Regions from separate parts of the Homo sapiens genome. Here region 2 is linked to region 1. Evidence: chromatin loops called from intact Hi-C (ENCODE). Cell type or tissue: B cell. All regions are shown on one strand. Links, peaks and the distances in the headings refer to the core of each region. The heading gives the core; the rest is flanking DNA.

Region 1 (9,165 bases), core at 641-8,640:
ATGAGAGTGGCTGGGGCTATAAGGGAGATGGGGCAAGCCCTTACCTGTCACTGGGACCCAGTGAATTAGCTCTGGGCTGTTCAGAGGAACCCAAGTATCTGCTGGAACCAAACATCTGCAAAGAGGGAAAAAGAATGATTAGTGACCTCTGGGATTGCAGGAAGGATGGGCAGGAACCCTGATGGGCACCCTTCATCTTCCCTATGATGCTCCTTTGAGCACCCAGAGATCCCAAAATAAGAGTCCCTAGCCCCAACAAATTATGGGCCCAAAGACCCAAATTAAACAGCTAAACCTTGGCCAGAAGTGGTAGCTCACACCTGTAATCCCAGCATTCTGGGAGGCCGAGGCAGGCAAATCACTCGAGGTCAGGAGTTTGAGACCAGCCTGGCCAACATGGTGAAACCCCATCTCTACTAAAAATACAAAAATTAGCCGGGCGTGGTGGTGCACGACTGTAATCCCAGCTACTTGGGAGGCTGAGGCAGGAGAATCACTTGAACCTGGGAGGCGGAGGTTGCACTGAGCCAGGATTAAGCCACTGCACTCCAGCCTGGACAACAGAGTGAGACTGTGTCTCAAAAAACAAAAACAAAAACAAACCCCTAAACCTCTAAAAAGGCACTAAAACTAATACTTTAGAGTCCCAAAATGAGGACCTAAATCCTCACTTTGGAGCCCTCCCAAAGCCAGGTACAGTGGCTCACGCCTGTAATCCTAGCACTTTGGGAGGCCAAGGCAGGAGGATTGCTTGATCTCAGGAGTTTGAGACCAGCCTGGCAATATGACAAAACTCCACCTCTACAAAAAAAAAAAAAAAATTACCTGGGCATAGTGGCACATGCTTGTAGTCCCAGCTACTTGGGAGCCTGAGGTGGGGGGATGGTTTGAGCCCAGGAGGTCAAGGCTGCAGTGAGCTAAAATCGCACTACTGCACTCCAGCCTGGATGACAAAGTGAGACCTTGTCTCAAAAACAAAAAAAAAGGAGCCCTCCCAAACCTACAAACCCTAAATTCTAATACTGAGATACCCCAGACCCTCAAACTGTCAACTTCTGATCTTCAAATATGATCCTAATACTAAGATTACAGACTGCAAGCTGTAACACTATGAACCTATATCCTAAGATAAGAAATCCAGGCCCCTATGAAACAAATCTCACTTCTCCAGATTGACCTCTTAGACGTCCAAACTGTCCCTCAAATTGTGGCCCCAACCCTAAAACTGAGATCTCGAATGTGGGTCCTACTCTGAAACCCCAGACCCTAAAACTGGAGCTCCCATACTCAATGTGGGCACTCCAGGCCCTAAAACGTGCTTCTAAAGACTCAAACTGCGACTCCAGATCCTAAAGCTTCATACTCTACATTGGGATTTAGGCCCTAAATCTATACTGAGGCTTCAGTTGCCCCAAATCAGGCTCCAGACTCTCAAAATGTTACATCATAACTCAGAACTAAGACTTCCAGATCCCCAAATTGGGATCTCTGGATTCCAAGGAGAAAGCTTCCAGTCACAAAACTCAAGCTCTTCAGATTCCAGAACTAGTCACCCCTAGACACAAATCCCGAGATCCCAGATCAGAACTCGAGAGCCCGGATTCCCAACACAAACAGAGTCTTCCGTTCCTCAAACTCGAACCTGGACCCCCGGCTTCAAACCCAAACTCCGTCGCCCGTGGCCCTGCACCCAGAGCATGTTCTATTCCCCTGAGCCCCCCACCGAGGGAAGCTCCTGTGGGGATCCCGGGTTCCCCTAAGCCCAGCTAGTGCTGGGGGAGGCCCCCTGCCCCGCGCCCCATTCCCCTTGGCCTCCAGCACCCGCCTCAGGGCGTGCAAAATGGCGTGAGGCTGCCCCCGCCGTTCTGGTTTCTCCGGGCCCCACTCTAGGGAGCCCGATCAGACAGCGTCTCGCGCGGGTCCCGGGAAGCCGGCCGTGCGCGCGGGGATCCCAGACGGTCTCGGACACCACGTTCCCAACCGGGCTTGGGGTTGGGTGCGAATCCTCCCGGCGCGAGGATCCTGCGCGAGGCGTGAGGAGCAGAGCAAGAGTGCGTTCCTGAGGCCAGGCCACGCCCCTACCAGTTCCAGCCAAGATGTGCTGGGCACGAGACGACGGGGTTGAAAGGGCAGGGTGCAAGTGGCCGTGCGCACGCGCGCCTCGGGAAGGGCCCTGTCGTCTTGCACAGCGTGAGCTCGGCCTCGAGCCTTCTGACAAGGCCTTGGTCGGCGTGAGCCGCTAGGTGACCAATCAGCGCCCGCTCAGCCACCCGCCTTTTTAAGCGGTCACGCCCCTGCACGACCCGCGTGGTCCAGGGCCGTTGCATCCCAAGTAGGCTGGGTTTCCTCAACTGCCAACTCTCAGGAAGAGAGAGAGAGCGAGCTCGCCTGTGTCCCTTCTGGCCCTATGATGTCCCATTTCCACCTTTTCCCTTCAGTTCGTGATTCATGAGGGCCTCCTGTGTGCCAAGCACCAGGCTAGATGGTGGGAACTTAGCCACTGTCTTCCCAGTACAATCGAGAAGACCGTGAGAACCTCCGAGACCATGAGAATCCGGTGAGACGGGAACTCGGTTAATGCAGAGAACAATACGTTGGGAAAGGATTCAAAGAGGAGGGCCATTTGAATTGGGCCTTCTTGGGAGGACGAGGCGGGCGGATCACTTGAGGTCAGGAGTTCCAGACCAGCCTGGCCAACAATGGTGAAACCCCGTCTCGGCTAAAAATACAAAAATTAGCCGGGCATGGTGGGGCGCGCCTGTAGTCCCAACTACTCCAGAGGCTGAGGCAGGAGAATCATTTGAACCTGGGAGGTGGAGGTTGAATGAGCTGGTATCGCCACTGCACTCCAGCCTGGGCGACAGAGCAAGACTCTGTCTCAAAAAAAAAAAAAAAAAAAAAAAGGAAAAAAAAGAAAGAAAAAGAATAAAAGATTTGGGCTTTTTTTTTTTTTTTTTTTGGTAGAGACGAGGGTCTCACTTTGCTGCCTAGTTTGGTCTTAAACTCCTGGACTAAAGCCAGTCTCCCGGCTGAGATTATAAGCATGAGCCACCGCACCCAGCCTGGAAAATACGTCTTAAGGGGAGATGATCTAACGACCTAGTCAAGAGTAGAAACCCTGAAATCCAATACATTTCAGTTCAAATCGTTTTCTTGGCTGTGTTGCCAGCGACAAGAGGCTTAATCTCTTTCTGCCTTATAAATTTGGGATTGTAATTCCTACCAGGGTTGTCTGTAGGGTGTCTGGCATATAGTTCCGATGCAATAAATATTTACTGAACACATGTTTACGCTGTTCTAGGTGCTTGAACAAGGTACACAAAGATCTCTGCCCTCCTGGAGCTTCTTCTTCTTCTTCTTCTTTTTTTTTTTTTTGAGACGGAATCTCGCTCTGTCCCCCAGGCTGGAGTGCAGTGGCGCGATCTCGGCTCACTGCAAGCTCCGCCTCCTGGGTTCACGCCATTCTCTTGCCTTAGCCTCCCGAGTAGCTGGGACTACAGGCACCCGCCACCCAGCCCGGCTAATTTTTTGTATTTTTAGTAGAGATGGGGTTTCAGTGTGTTAGCCAGGATGGTCTTGATCTCCTGACCTTGTGATCAGCCCGCCTCGGCCTCCCAAAGTGCTGTGACTACAGGCGTGAGCCACCGCGCCCGGCCTTCTTTTATTTTAAGAGGCAGCAGGGTCTCATTCTGTCGCCCAGGCTGAACTGCATGGAGGGCGGTGGTGTAACACTAGCTCACTGCCTCGAACTCCTGGGCTCGAGCGATGTGGAGCTGCTATTCTATGATGTGGACTAACTCCTAATGTATGGGACTTTCCTTCCTCCTAAGGCTTAATTTTCTCATTTGTAAATCAGGAGGTAAGAAAGGAGGGGACGGGCCGGGCGCGGTGGCTCACGCCTGTAATCCCAGCACTTTGGGAGGCCGAGGCGGGTGGATCATGAGGTCAGGAGTTCAAGACCAGCCTGACCAACATGGTGAAACTCCGTTTTTACTAAAAATACAAAAACTAGCCGGGCGTGGTGGCGGGCTCCTGTAATCCCAGCTACTCAGGAGGCTCAGGCAGGAGAATCGCTTGAACCCAGGAGGCGGAGGTTGCAGTGAGCCGAAATTGCGCCACTGCACTCCAGCCTGGGTGACAGAGCAAGACTCCGTCTCAAAAAAAAAAAAAAAAAGAAGGGGATGGATGGGAAGGAGTTTGGAAAAGCACAAGGAGCTGTTAGCTATTGTGTTGATCGGCACAAATGAATCAATAAATTTGCTCTTCCCCAACTCTCCACCCCTCACCAACACCCTATTGCAATATTCTCAATTCCCTTCCCAAGGGCCTCGGGCAAAAATGGAGCCCTCCTGGCTAGACTCCATCTCCCAGCGCGCCCAGCGGGGAAGCACCCTGCGCTTGCGCTGCCAAGTCCTCCCCGGCTTTGTCTCCCGGGAGTTCGAGTCGTTCTTTTCCTCCGCCCGCCTAATTTGCTTCCTACCCCACCTCCAAGCTTGACCGTGCTGCCTTCTGGGGGATGTAGTCCGTGGCTGCCCGGACTTCAATTCCCAGCGGGCTTCGGGACGAGAACCCGGAAGGGGAGGCTGGAGAGGAGCGAGTGGGGGAAACCCGCGTAGCCGAGGGAGATGCAGCGCGCGGCGATGGTGAGAGCCCAGGCGCGGGCCGGGGGCGCTGGAGAGTCGGGACGGGGGTTCGGGACCGGGTGACGAGGGGGAAGAGGCAGGGGCGAAAGAAGGGGCTGGGTGAGGGGAGATTGCCTGGGGGAGAGGACTGGGAGGAATGGGAGCCGGAGGTAGTAGTAGAAGAATGGTGGCTTGGGGAGGGGTCTTGGAGGTGGGGTGGGAGTGGAGCTTTGGAATTGATTGTAAAGGGGCTCAGAGCTGGGGAAGTGGGCCCCGAGTTGGAGACTGGGCTGGACATCCAGGTAGAGGCCCTGAAGGGGTCGATTTCGATGGGGGCTTAACCTGCGGCGAGGGTATGAGGATCAGGGTTAGGATGAGTGAGGGGGTCTGGAAGCTCCAAGGGACAGGCGAACGGTGGACGCAATGGGTTGGGGCCTCTGGATCGGATTGGGGGCAGGAAGGCAAGTTGAGGAGGTAGGAGGGAGAAATCAGTGGTAGGATAGAGTGTGGGTTTAGGCTCCAGGACTGAGGGTGGGGTAAGGAGCGTGAAATTAGGGGCCTGGATGTAGTGATAATTTCCCTAGTCCCGCCAGAGACTCCCGGTAAGCTGGACAGGCACAGAACTGTAGGATAATACGGCCAGAAAGGGCCATCGAGACAGGCTTTCGCACCCTCACTTCCCCGGTGGAATTTAGAAGAGTGTAATGGTTTATCCCTATGAGAAGTACAGCATTCATATCCCCTATTCTTCCACCCCTTTGTGCCATGGACAAATCTGTGAGCCTCAGTGCCCTTATCTGTAGTATGGGAACAGCAAGCATGCCTCTGAGAACAGGGTTAAAGGGAGTCATTAAAATCGTTACTATTAGTGGGAGAGCTGGGCTGTGAAGTTTCAGTCTCAGAGCTGTTGGTGGGAAGTTCTCCGCCCCCGGAATGTGACTGGGTTACAGGTGCTAATGGATTTCCTCCTTTCCAGTCCAGTCCCAGAGGCGTTTTCTCAAAAGCTGGCACTGATCTGGGCACACACCCCAGCTCAGAAGCATGTAGGGGCTCCCCACTGTGGATTACAGCTAACGCTTATTGTTTTACAAAATGCCTGGCCCTGTCCTTAGCTGTTTGTACACATTAACTCATTTAATTCTGATAACACCCCTGAGGGGTAGGTGCTGTTATTTTCTCCATTTTACAGAAAGGAAGCAGAAGTACAGAGAAATTAAGCAACTTTCCCAAGGCTATCCAGCATTAATTGCTAGACTCAGGATTCCGATCTTGGCAGCCTGGCTCAGAATCTGTGCTTTCAGCACTATAATTTAGTCCTCTCTCCATACTGAAATATACAATGTGATGAGTAGAGACAGCGAACAAAGCAGTCTAGAATATTAGTTCTGCCATTTACTTGCTATATGACCTTAGGCAAGTCTTTTATTTATTTTTATTTATTTATTTAGAGACAGTCTCCCTCTGTCACCCAGGCTGGAGTGCAGTGGTATGGCTAACTGTAGCCTCTGCCTCCCGGGTTCAAGCGATTCTCCTGCCTCAGCCTCCTGAGTAGTTGGGATTACAAGCATGTGCCACCACGCCCTGGCTAATTTTTGTAGTTTTAGTAGAGACAGGGTTTCTGCATGTTGGTCAGGCTGGTCTTGAACTCCTGGCCTCAGGTGATCCACCCGCCTCGGCCTCCCAAAGTGCTGGGATTAACAGGCGTGAGCCATTGCGCCTGGCCCTATATTTATTTTTATGGTTTTTTGTTTAGTTTTGTTTTGTTTTTGAGGCGGAGTTTCGCTCTTGTTGCCCAGGCGGAGTGCAATCTTGGCTCACCGCAACCTCCGCCTCCCGGGTTCAAGCAATTCTCCGCCTCAGCCTCCCGAGTAGCTGAGATTGCAGGCATGCGCCACCACGTCTGGTTAATTTTGTATTTTTAGTAGAGACAGGTCTTGAACTCCCGACCTCAGGTGATCTGCCCGCCCCAGCGTCCCAAAGTGCTGGGATGACAGGCGTGAGCCACTGCGCGCAGCCTTTTTATTTTTTTAAAGACAGGGTCTCGCTCTGTTGCCCAGACAGGCTGGAATGCAGTGGCGCAATCATGACTCACTGCAGCCTCAACCTCCTGGGCTCAGGCGATCCTCCCACCTCAGCCTCCCAAGTAGCTGGGACTAATTTTTTATTACACACGGCTAATTTTTTATTTTTATTTTTGTAGAGACGCGGGTCTTACTTTGTTGCCCAGGCTGGTCTCAAATTCCTAGGCTTAAGGGGTCTTCCTGCTTCAACCTCCAAAAGTGTTGGGATTGCAGGCGTGAGCCACCACGCCTGGCCCTGGGCAAGGGTTCTTCTTTTGGGTTCTTCTCACCTATAAAATGGGATCAGTAACCCTAGGAAGGTGAGAAGTTTCGGGAAGATAATGCAGTATAGTGGAACTTACTTTATGAGCCCTTACTCCAATACTTATGGAAGGGCTCAGTACGTGTGAGTTGTTGTTTTTGAATGTCAGTGGGAAAGAGAAGGCAGTAGAGAGGAACCAAGAGGGAAGATGTCAGGCTGTCTCCTTTCTCTCTCATGTTGTCACCATGTCCCTGCCCTCCACCTCTGGGCTCCTAAATCCAATTACGACTTCTGGAGAGTGTGCTTACAAACTCAATCTGTGGGCTGGGCATGGTGGCTCATGCCTGTAATCCCAACACTTTGGGAGGCCATTGCGGGCAGATTGCCCGAGGCCAAGAGTTTGATCAAGACCAGCCTGGCCAACATGGCAAAACCCCATCTCTATTAGCTGGGCGTGGTGGCGGGCGCCTGTAGTCCCAGCTACTCAGGAGCCTGAGGCAGGAGAATCTCTTGAACCCAGGAGGTGGAGGTTGCAGTGAGCCAAGATTGTGCCACTGCACTCCAGCCTGGGCGACAGAGTGAGACTGTCTCAAAAAAAAAGAACAAGGAAACTCAGTGTGTCCCCATTCCCATTCCTGTCCCCGCCAAATACCCAGTCTGGCCTTACTCCAGGTGTTTCAGTGAAGAGAAAATATTTCTAACTAGGTTTTTCTTGTTGTTGTTGTTGTTAGTTTGCTTTTGTTCGTTTAACTTTTGGGTCATTAAGGCCTCATTGGGCAGTTTGACAACTTTGTAAATTCACCTTGAAACAGTTTGGTTTATTGTGAGCTTTCTGGGCTTAATTCATTGGCTGTGATAGTAAGCTTATGGTTGAAAACACTGGCTTCAGAGAGGCGCAGGGTCAAAACCCTGCTTCTGTTGCTGTGTGACCTTGGCCAAGCTGCATTCCCACTCTGGGCCTCAGTTTTCTTTTCCCTTTTTTTTTTTTTTTGAGACAGAGTCTCACTGTTGTCCAGGCTGGAGGCCAGTGGTGTGATCTTGGCTCACTGCAATCTCCGCCTCCCGGGTTCAAATGATGTCTTCTGCCTCAGCCTCCTGCGTAGCTGAGATTACAGGCTTGTGTCACCACGCCCAGCTAATTTTTGTATTTTTAGTAGAGATGAGGTTTCACCATCTTGGCCAGGCTGGTCTCGAACTCCTGACCTCAGGTGATGCACCCTCCTTGACTTCCCTAAGTGTTGGGATTACAGGCGTGAGCCACTGCTCCGACCTCTTTTTTTTTTTCTTTTTTTTTGTTTTGAACCAGGGTCTCACTTTGTTGCCCTGGCTGGCATGCAGGGGCATCATCTTGGCTCACTGCAACTTCCACCTCCCAGGATCAAGGGATCCTCCCACCTCAGCCTCCTGAGTAGCTGGGACTACAAGCGTGTGTCACCACACCTGCCTAATTTTTGTAGAGTCAGCGTTTCACCACGTTGCCCAGGCTGATCTTGAACTCCTGACCTCAAGTGATCCACCCGCCTAGGCCTCCCAAAGTGCTGGGGTTACAGGCATGAGCCCCAGTGCCCAGCCAGCCTCAGTATTCTCATGTAAAAATGGGACCACATTTAAACTCTGAGCTTCTCGTAAGGAGTTGACGTGGTAACTGATGAGGTGGCATATATAAAATGCCTGGGGTGTATTATGCTCTCAATAAGTGTGAGGTCTTTCTATGATTTTTATTCTTTCAAGAAAAGGTACTGAGGCTGGGCAAGGTGGCTCATGCTTATAATCTTGGCACTTTGGGAGGCCAAGGTGGGAGGCTGGGATTAACAGGGTGGCAGGATCAGTGGAACTCAGGAGTTTGAAATCAGCTTGGGCAACACAGGGAAAATTCATCTCTACAAACAATTTTTTTTTTTTTAGACAGTCTCGTTTTGTTGCCCAGGCTGGAGTGCAGTGGCATGATCTTGGCTCACTGCAACGTCCGCCTCTTGGGTTCAAGCAATTCTCCTGCCTCAGCCTCCCAAGTAGCTGGGATTACAGGTGTACACCTCTATGCCCTGCTAATTTTTATATTTTTAGTAGAGACGAGATTTCGTTGTGTTGGCCAGGATGGTGCCAAACTCCTGGCCTCAAGTGATCCACCCGCCTCAACCTTCCAAAGTGCTAGAATTACAGGTGTGAGCCACCGTGCCCAGCCATTTTTTTTGTTGTTGTTGTTAGATGGAGTCTTGCTCTG
Region 2 (9,165 bases), core at 1-8,000, 320 kb after region 1:
AGGCGGAGGTTGCAGTGAGCCAAGATCACACCACTGCACTCCAGCCTGGGTGACACCAGGAGACTGTCTCAAAAAAATAATAATAACTTAGCCAGGCGCAGTGGCTCACACCTATAATCCCAGCACTGGGAGGCTGAGGCAGGCGCATCAGGAGGTCAGGAGATCGAGACCATCCTGGCTAACGTGGTGAAACCCCATCTCTACTAAAAAAAAATACAAAAAATTAGCTGGGCAGGGGCCTGTAGTCCCAGCTACTCAGGAGGCTGAGGCAGGAGAATGGCGTGAACCCGGGAGGCGGAGCTTGCAGTGAGCCGAGATTGCGCCACTGCACTCCAACCTGGGCGACAGAGCGAGACTCCATCTCAAAAAAAAAAAAAATAATAATAATAATAATAACTTAAAAAGATTGTAACTGGATTGTTTGTAACTCAATGGATAAATGCTTGAGGGTATAGGGGAAAATAAAGAACCAAAACCCCACTCTAGATTTACCCAGGAAACAGCTCCTTTAATGACTGGTTCCTCATTTTTTTCTCCCTCCCATCCAGGCCCGGAGGCTGTTTGATGTCCTGCACGAGCCCTTCTTGAAAGTACCCTGATGACCCCAGCTGCCAAGGAAACCCCCAGTGTAATAATAAATCGTCCTCCCAGGCCAGGCTCCTGCTGGCTGCGCTGGTGCAGTCTCTGGGGAGGGATTCTGGGGGTGTCACCTTCTGGTGGCCCAGGTGGGCACCTTCAGCTTTCTTTAGTTCCTCAGTTTCCCGGGGGCAGACTACACAGGCTGCTGCTGCTGCTGCTTCCGCTTCTTGTCCCGGCCTGTGGGAGCCTCCTCCCCAGACTCTGAATTCAGTGGCGGCCCTGGCATCTCCTCTTGGGGCACTGTCTCTGGCATCCGGCTTTCCTGACTCTGCTTCTTCCTCTTCTTGGTGGATCCCGGAGTTGCCCTGGCTTCAGGCTGTCCCTCCCCTGGCAGTTCAGGCTCTAGTGGCTGAATTGGCTCAGTCACTGTGTGACCTCTCTCTTTCTTCTTCTTCTTCTTCTTGGTGGATGTGGGAGCTGCCTGAGGCTCAAGGTCATCCGGCAGCTCAGGCCCCACCACCTCTGTCTCTGGCTCCACTGTGGCATCTTGCTGTTTTTCTTTCTTCGTCTTCTTTTTGGGAGCTGCCAGAGCTGCCTGGGCCTGAGGCTTCGCTCCTTCTGGCTGTTGAGGCGCCATGGTCCCCCCTGGGGACTCCAGAGGCTTCATCTCCGGCTCCACTGGCTCCATCGCCTCCGTCCCTGGCTCCATCATTGCCATCTGTCCCTTTTCTTTTTTCCTCTTCTTCGTAGGGGGCAGAGGGATGGCTTCCTCCAGTGGCTCCACCTTCACCTGTGGCTGAGACTCAACTGTCACCCCCTCCTCTGGCTCCATCCCTTCCGTCCCCTTTTGCCTCTTTCTCTTTTTGGTCGGGGACAGGACTGTGTCTTCTAGAGGCTCAGTGTTAATCTGTTCCTGCTTCACTGTCTTGTCTTCTGGCTCGAAGGTTTCTTTCCCTTTGGGCTTCTTCCTCTTCTTGGTGGTGGACGGGAACAGCACTCCCAGAGGCTCCAGTGTCTCCACTGTGGGCTCTGTCCCCACAGGCCCTGCTGCCTCTGGTTCTTTCAGCTGCTGATTTTTTTTCTTCTTCTTCTTCCGCACATCCATTTCTGGCGACCCCAAAGCCATGTCCACCTCCAGGGCCCCGTGCCCATTCACTGCCTCCTGAGTGACTGGGGCCTCTGTCACCTGCATCTCCTTTTTCTTCTTCCCTGAGGTGAGCAGGTTGGGGGCCAAGGCTGACCTAGGCCCTGTGACTGGTGGGTTGCCCCCAAAGGCACAGAACCGAGGCCTCAGGCCAGGAGGGATCTGTGGTGGGGGACTTGCTGGGATGGGCTGCAGAGGGCTCCCTGACAGGGATTGCTGGGGACCCTCAAGGATCCTTAGGGTGCCCTGGGGGGCTGAGGCACAGGTGAGTCCACCTCCTGCCTCCGTTGAGGGGGCCAGCAGGGTCGCTTCTCCAGCTTGGGGACAGCTGCTGAGGACTCGATAGCGGTGCCGCTTGCCTGCCAATTTGCCCTTGACGATCTGGGAGCCAGAGAGAGGCACATGCCGCCCATTGAAGCTACAGAGAGAAACAGGGAGGGCAGAGGCTTAAGTGGAACAGGAGAGGGAAGGTTTTTTGATTTTTTTTTTGTTTTTTTTTGAGAGAGTCTTGCTCTGTTGCCTAGGCTGGAGTGCAGTGGCATGATCTCGGCTCACTGCAATGTCCACCTCCTGGGTTCAAGCGATTCTCCTGCCTCAGCCTCTCAAGTAGCTGGGATTACAGGCACCTGCCACCACGCCCAGCCAATTTTTGTATTTTTAGTAGAGACAATTTCACTATGTTGGCCAGGCTGGTCTTGAACTCCTGACCTCAAGTGATCTGCTCGCCTCGGCCTCCCAAAGGATGGGATTACAGGCACCAGCCACTGCGCCTGGCTGGCCTCTGGTTTTTAATAAAACATGACTAGAGTGACTCCATCTTAAAGTGAGTAGCTAGGCACTTACAAGGTTCATGCTTATGGCCTGAAAATAACCACATCCCAGGCTGACCACCAATTATAATTACAGAATATTTATGGCCATACAGAACATGTTCCACCAAGCCTGCAGAATGTCCAAATGTCCTAAGAATGCAGCCCCCATTACTTAAATATAACATAAATGAGCAAGCTTAGGTTGCAGGATTAATGGTCGTGGATAACACCAATAGCCCCTACCTTTAGTGAGCTTATCTGCACACTCCAAGTTTAACTATAGTTCCTTATAGTTTCTTATAAGTAGAAATACTAACAAAGGGCTGTGGGTTTCTCCCCCTGCTTTCTGAGGACACTCTACTCTGTAAAGGAGTAGTTTCCAATAAACTTGTTTCTTTCACTGTGCTCTGTGACTCACCTCTAATTCTTTCCTGTGACAAATTCAAGAACCCGCTCTTGGGGTCTGGACCGGGACCCTCTTTTCCGTCAACAAGACCACTCACCATTCTGGGGCAAAGTCTGCAGGGGCCTGAATAAGCCACAGCTCCGTATCTGGACCCGTCAGCGCCTCCAAGGAGAAACGAGGGGACTCTGAGGCTGGGGGCTTCGCGGTAAAGTTGGGGGGACAAGAGAACCGAGCAGCATCTGCAGCAGAAGGGGAAATGGGGTCGACTGACACCTCCTTGCCGGTCCAATCTTGCAGGGCGCGCCTATCGGTCCATTGGTCTTAACCTCGTGAGCACTCCAGTCCCCTCAACCTGGTTTCTCCTTTCTGCCCACCTGTTCCCCAGGGGCGACCTCAATTTCACCGATCCAACCCCTGGGGGCGCCTTGCTCTCCACGGGTAGCCCCCCACAAGATAACCCTCTCTCCGTTCGAATTCCCGTTCGCCCACTGGGAATGCACGCTCTTCGCAAGTCCTGCTTGCAGGTACGCCTCCTTTTCCGCCCGAACCCTCTCGGACGCCCCTTTCTCCTTCCACCAACGCACCCTCCGCACCCCGTCAACCCGCACCCTCACCGCCGGCCTGGGGCTCCTCCATCCTGGGACCCACACCTCAGGCAACCCTGTAGCCCGGGCTGCTCGCACCAGGTTGCAGACCACGTGGATCCAAAGGGGTAGGGCATCATCCGGGAGCGCCCAACTGGTGCGGGAGCGCGGGGGTAGGCATTGCTCGACTCCCGATCTGCAGGAAAAACTGGGGAAAATTTCAACGTGTGCAGAGCAGAAAACCGAGGAAGAAGTCTTTTTCCGAAAAATGTATTCCCGAAAGCCGCTGATTCGCTGTATTGCTGGAGTCAGAGGCCCGTCGGGTCCCGATGGGTCGCCCCCATCGTCTGTCCAATATGGTTTGTTGCAACGCCTCCTTAAAGGGGCAGCCACACTGCTCTTCCTAAGCCTTAAAGAGACAGGACGGTCGATTGGTCTGAAATTCTTGAAGAGACAGGTAAGAATACTAGTTAGTAGGGCTGTGCTTTCTGTGTTAAATGTCTTCTGGGGAGGCCCAGATGCCTCACAAGTTCAGAACTTGACTGGGAGAAGCGGGAAAATGGAGAAATAGGGGCAATCCGTCCGGAGGGCGTGAAGTTCCAGCCAGGGGCGGGGCTTCTGGACTCCGGGGGAGCGGGAAACATAGGGGGAGGAGCTTGTGGTTCTCGAGGGCGGAGCCTCGGACCCAGGAGCCCCACACGCGTGGAGTGGTGCTGGGCACGGTGTAGCGTTTGTGGATCAAATGGGACTTGTAGATGCCCTCGGGGGTTTAGTCTCATGCGTGGGAAACCTCGATGACTTTCAGGAAGGGACCTGATCGGCGACTCCTCCCTGCCCCAGGGAGCGTGTAAACAGCGGCACGTGGACACAGATTTGGGGGACGCACCCACTTCCCTTCCCACTGGGGCCGCCCCGCGTTGGGCGGCGGTTGGAGCCGCGAGACGGTGGCTAGACAGGGTGACCCGACTGCATTCCTGGCCAGTGTGTCAGCGCCACTTCCCGCCCCCTCTGCCAAGATTTAGGATCCTACTCCAGAATTGGGGCACCCCTTCTCCCCAGGTGGGAGAGGCTTTCCAGAGCGGAGGGAGGGTCAAGGGGAAGGGGAAATGTTTCCCCTATCCAGGATCTCCAGACGGTTTCCTTCGCGTGGGCGAGAGAGACACCGGGGTGCAGCCCCTGCGGGCTCCAGGACTACAATTCCCACAGGACCCGAGGCAAAGAGTCGCCCGAGGGCGGTCGCGGAGGCTGCTGGGGGTTGTAGTCCAAACTAAGATTTTGAACTCTTGCTGGGACATCCTTTGAAGATCCAACCCGCGCTTTTTATCGACGGGGAGATTCGGGCTCAGAGACCCTGGGGGATACTGATCAGGAAAGGGGATAGTGCGCCTGAAGGGGTGGGGCAAGGGCTCAGGAGTCAGTCTCCAGCCACAGCGAGGCAGGCGTCTCGGCTCTTCTGTATCTCCCTGGCCTGGTCGCTCTCGGCTTCTGGGCCTCGCCCTTCCTGTCTGTGAAATGGACTCTGGGTGAATCCAAATGGGATCGTCTTGGGCTACGTCCTGTCCCTCCGGGACTACAAGTCCCAAGGTGCTCGAGGCGACCTTGGCTCCCCCTCCCCACCGGGACCCGCCTCCCTCCAGCCCAAGTCACGTCGTCTAACCTGTTCCCAGCTCCTGCCCCGCCCCGTTCTCCGCTCCCCAAGCCGGAGCCCGAGCTGGAGGAAGCCCCCAGGTGCCAGGATCTGCCCGGATCCGTGAGTTTCACCCTCCTGGGGACCAGAGGCCCTGAAAAAGCCCAACACCCGCGTCCCTGGGAGGATTGGGAGGGGACTCGGACGCCAGGTCCCAGGGCGGAATTTGGGGCGCGCCGACACCTGGATCCTTAGAAGGAAACTCCGTTGCCTGTTTTACTGGAGGGAAGGAAAGCGGGTTCGGATGCCTGAATTCTTGGAATGGAGGGATTCTACCCCTTCATCCCGGGGAGACGTTGGAGCTGGAATTCCTGAGTCCCTCGAACTGGGGGGCTCTAGGAAGCCGAGTCTTTGGGTAGTATAGGGGTTCGAATCCCCGAGTCTTGGTCAGAAATGAGAGGCTCAGACTGGTGGGGCTCAAGGTGGAATGGGTGACCACCCTGCCAGCCTCAAGCTGCTGTCTCGACCGATCTTCTAGGTCTCTGAGCAGAATTAAGGGTGGGGCAGGGATAGTGGAGCCTGGGTTCCTGAAGTGGAGCAGGACAGGTACCCGGGGTCCCTCCGGAGGCTGTGTCCCGGCTCTCCCCCGACTTTTCGGCTCGGGGATGGGGGCGGGGTAGGAGAGAAAACACCGAGGCAGATCTCCAACCTCCTCTGTGCCGCTGAGCGAACCCAACATGTCATTAACCTGGGCGTCAGACCTGCCTAACCAGAGAAGGGACATCCGCCCTAGGGCACCCCCTGGCGGAGGTGGGCTCCCCTATTGCCTTATGGGGTGGGAAACAGCTGGGTTTGCAGAGGTAGTTCTAGAACCCAGGGCAGAATTCCGGAAAGCGGCTATTGGATTCTGGGAGGTTTGCATAGCCGGGCATTTAACCATTACACGGAGAGGAAGGGGTAAACTGAGGCTTGGAGCTCACACAGGCAGTAGAGTTTGTAGGGTCAGGATTCTGCCTCCTCCTTCTTCTGCAGCTCTCTGGGGGACGGGATTCCATCCGCCCCCGCCAGATTTTCTGACTAACCTTCTGCCTCAGGGCTCCTTGCCCTGACCCTGAGGTGAGAAATGTCACCTCCACGCCCATCTGTCTGACCTGGGGTATTGTGGGAGATAAGGGAGGGACAGAGGCTAATTCTGGAGGTGTCTGTCTGTCCTTGAGGCGGGGGGAGGGCAGGACCAGGCACCTCCCTCTGTCTATCTCCCCGTTCTCTCCACCCCCATGCGTCCTAAGAAGGGGGATTAAAAACAGAATGGGGGAGGCGAGCATCTGATGAGAGAGGAGTGTTTCCCAATGTCTGGGCTTGAAGGGCATTTGATGATAACCTGAAATGAAATTAAAAATAATAACCGTGGTTGCCAAAACAGGGCTCTGGGTGTACCAAGCTCAGAGCTGGTAGGTAGGTAGGTAGGAAAGCTCGCATTGTCTAGAGGAATCTTGGGTGACTGAGAGGTCTCCCTTTGAATAAGGTTTGCTGACCCCAGGGAAGGACTCCTCATTACGAGTGGAGAAACGGAGGCTGGAGAGTGGATATTGCCCACACCCTGGGCTTTTGCCAGCTTCTGTCTGGAATCTTCCAGGGCTCTCCCAGCCCTCCCGTCCCTAAGTGACTGAGGGTGATCACTGGCCAGACTCAGGAATGTACAGGGGAAATTTAGGACTCTGAGAGGCAAGGGCTCAGGAAGTTGAGACCCTGGGTGTCAAAACTCAGGGCTTGTATGATCTCAGAAAGAGTTGAAAGGGCCCTTTTAGGGGAAAAAAAAATTACATTGAGTCTGGACCCCTCACTCTGTTGCCAGACCCTGTGTTATTATAATGAACAGCCAAGGACATCTGGTAATTATGAATCCTGTATGTGTGAACTTTATTTCGCGCACTGCATTGTTCTAATCACGGCTTATAAATTATGTCACTCAATCCTCATACCCCTTTGAGGCGAAGGTATTAATTCTTCCCATGGTCCACATGAGGAAACAGGCACAGAGAAGCTAAATAACAAGCCCAAGTAGAGGCTTAGAGCAAGAAAGGCCCTAGCCCATTCCATAGACGTCCACAAAGGAGGAAACCGAGTCCCAGAGACAGTGGAGCCTCTCCAGATTCAGTGTGACCCGACAGGGCTGTAGGAGTCCAGCCTGGGTGTTCCCAGCTCAGTCTGGCTCTCTGACCCGGTTCCTACTGAAGATGACTCCTCCAGGAAGTCCACAGGATCCTTAGCCCTAAAGAACCTGGCTGGGGTGCAGAGGAGGCCAGGGAAGGAGAGCCAGGGGTGGAGCGGAGAGAGGAGCCCAGGGGAGAGTACCTGCGGCTGGCCCAGAGCCCGCGGGAGAGCTCGGAGCTAGAGCTAGAGGGGAGCACATGGGAGAGGACTCGGAGGCAGAGGTCAGGGGCAGAGGCCTGGGAACAGACACACGGCCCGCGCCACCCCCGCGCCCCGCCCTTGTACCCCGCCCGGCCCAGCTCCCTTGCCCCGGGATGTACAGCACCTGCCCGGGCCCGCTGCGCATTCCCCGGGCCTGAGCTCAGGCGCAGTCCGCCCTCCTGGCGGGGGTCCGGGCGTGACCGCCCCCTGGTGGCTCCGACGTCCCCACCGCCTGTCCCCGCGACAGCCCCACACCCAGGGTTGGCATTTCCTGAGAGCCAGAGAATGTCAGTATGGAATCTGAGAATCTTGGAAATTTGGGGATCATGGCGCCGTGGCTCACGCCTGTAATCCCAATACTTTGGGAGATCGAGCCGGGGAGGATCCCATGAGGCTAGGAGTTCGAGACCAGCCTAACCACAGGCGCGAGAGAGACTAAATCTCTACCAAAAGAAAAAAAAAGAGTCACTTACAGCTGGCATTAGGGCTGCACAGACTTGCTCATTTATCTATTTTAACAGTTAACAAAGTATTGTTTGTGTATCTCTGAAATTCTAAATGCCCGAGTTTTTATTCCTGTAGTCTCTTCTTCCTGAGGCCTCAATTCTCAGAGCTCTGAATTCTTCCTGCACCTTCTGACCAGGTGGATTCTTACAGTAGTCCTATGAGGTGAACTTTCATCCCCATTTTACGGATTACGAGACTGAGGTACTGTGGTCAGGGTTGGACGGTGGTGCTGCCAGATTTGATGATTTTATTTTAATTTTTTTTAAGAAATGGGGTCTCATTGTGTTGGCCATGTTGGTCTTGAACTCCTGGCCTCAAGTGATCCTCCCCCCTCGGCCTCCCAAAGTGCAAGGATTACAGGCAGAAGCTACCATGCCCGGCCCTCAGATTTGAATTTTTGAAGTCTGACTTCTTACTCATGCTTTTACCAGCTGCACTATACCATCCATCTAGACTTCCAGAGCAGTGCAACCCTGGGTTAGGTAGAATGTGGTACAGAAAGACTCAGAATTCTGGGTTAGACAAATTGGAGAATTCTAGAATGTTCCAAAGATAGAATCTTGGACTCAGAACTTTCCAACAATAGGCTCTTTAGCTGAGGGGTTTAGGCTCTGTAGAACTTTAGTTACAGTCCTAAGGTCCTTACAGTTTGAAAGTCTGGGGCTCATAGAGATTAAAGGGGCCTTTCAGAATAGCTGATTTGGCCAGGTGTGGTGGCTCATGCCTGTAATCTCAGCACTTTGGGAGGCTGAGGCGGGAGGATTGCTTGAGCCCAGGAGTTCAAAACCAGCCTGAGCAACAAAGTGAGACCCCTGTCTCTACAAATTTTTTTTTTTTTTTTTTTTGGGACGGAGTCTCGCTCTGTCTCCGAGGCTGGAGTGCAGTGGCGCGATCTCGGCTCACTGAAAGCTCCGCCTCCCTGGTTCACACCATTCTCCTGCCTCAGCCTCCCGAGTAGCTGGGACTACAGGCGCCCGCCACCACGCCCAGCTAATTTTTTTGTATTTTTTAGTAGAGACAGGGTTTCACCGTGTTAGCCAGGATGGTCTCGAGCTCCTGACCTCGTGATCCTCCCGCCTTAGCCTCCCAAA

What was found. A loop is a pair of places that touch in the nucleus more often than their neighbours do. Peaks named below come from ENCODE experiments on the same cell type or tissue, not always from the same donor. Only the 100,000 strongest peaks of a DNase experiment are listed, where the experiment ranks them.
Region 2: it touches region 1 in a loop (11-fold over the local background); 2 of 110 quality-filtered maps call a loop at or near these places.

What each region holds. Positions count from the first base shown.
Region 1 is chr19:45,726,327-45,735,491 of GRCh38, reverse strand. It overlaps FBXO46 (F-box protein 46), which reads left to right and starts at 4,596. Exons shown (of 2, transcript NM_001080469.2): 1 at 4,596-4,643. It overlaps MEIOSIN (meiosis initiator), which reads right to left and starts at 2,053. Exons shown (of 15, transcript NM_001310124.2): 1 at 1,826-2,053; 2 at 45-115. The coding sequence starts at 115. RefSeq lists enhancers at 4,269-4,398, 4,489-4,598 and a silencer at 5,447-5,741. In B cell, for the core only: a CTCF peak has its summit at 4,858; DNase peaks (open chromatin) are centred at 3,736 and 4,521; H3K4me3 peaks cover 1,581 bases; H3K27ac peaks cover 1,767 bases.
Region 2 is chr19:45,401,109-45,410,273 of GRCh38, reverse strand. It overlaps PPP1R13L (protein phosphatase 1 regulatory subunit 13 like), which reads left to right and starts at 5,205. Exons shown (of 13, transcript NM_006663.4): 1 at 5,205-5,275. POLR1G (RNA polymerase I subunit G) reads right to left here and starts at 3,630. Exons shown (of 3, transcript NM_012099.3): 1 at 3,556-3,630; 2 at 3,039-3,180; 3 at 1-2,141. The coding sequence starts at 3,577. The coding sequence ends at 773. It overlaps ERCC1 (ERCC excision repair 1, endonuclease non-catalytic subunit), which reads left to right. Exons shown (of 10, transcript NM_001983.4): 10 at 549-2,940. The coding sequence ends at 599. RefSeq lists enhancers at 4,354-4,553, 4,524-5,319 and silencers at 7,479-7,568, 7,609-7,858. In B cell, for the core only: CTCF peaks have their summits at 5,974 (motif pointing left), 7,574 and 7,797 (motif pointing left); DNase peaks (open chromatin) are centred at 3,803, 4,493, 4,733, 5,933 and 1 weaker place; H3K4me3 peaks cover 3,440 bases; H3K27ac peaks cover 1,557 bases; H3K27me3 peaks cover 2,977 bases.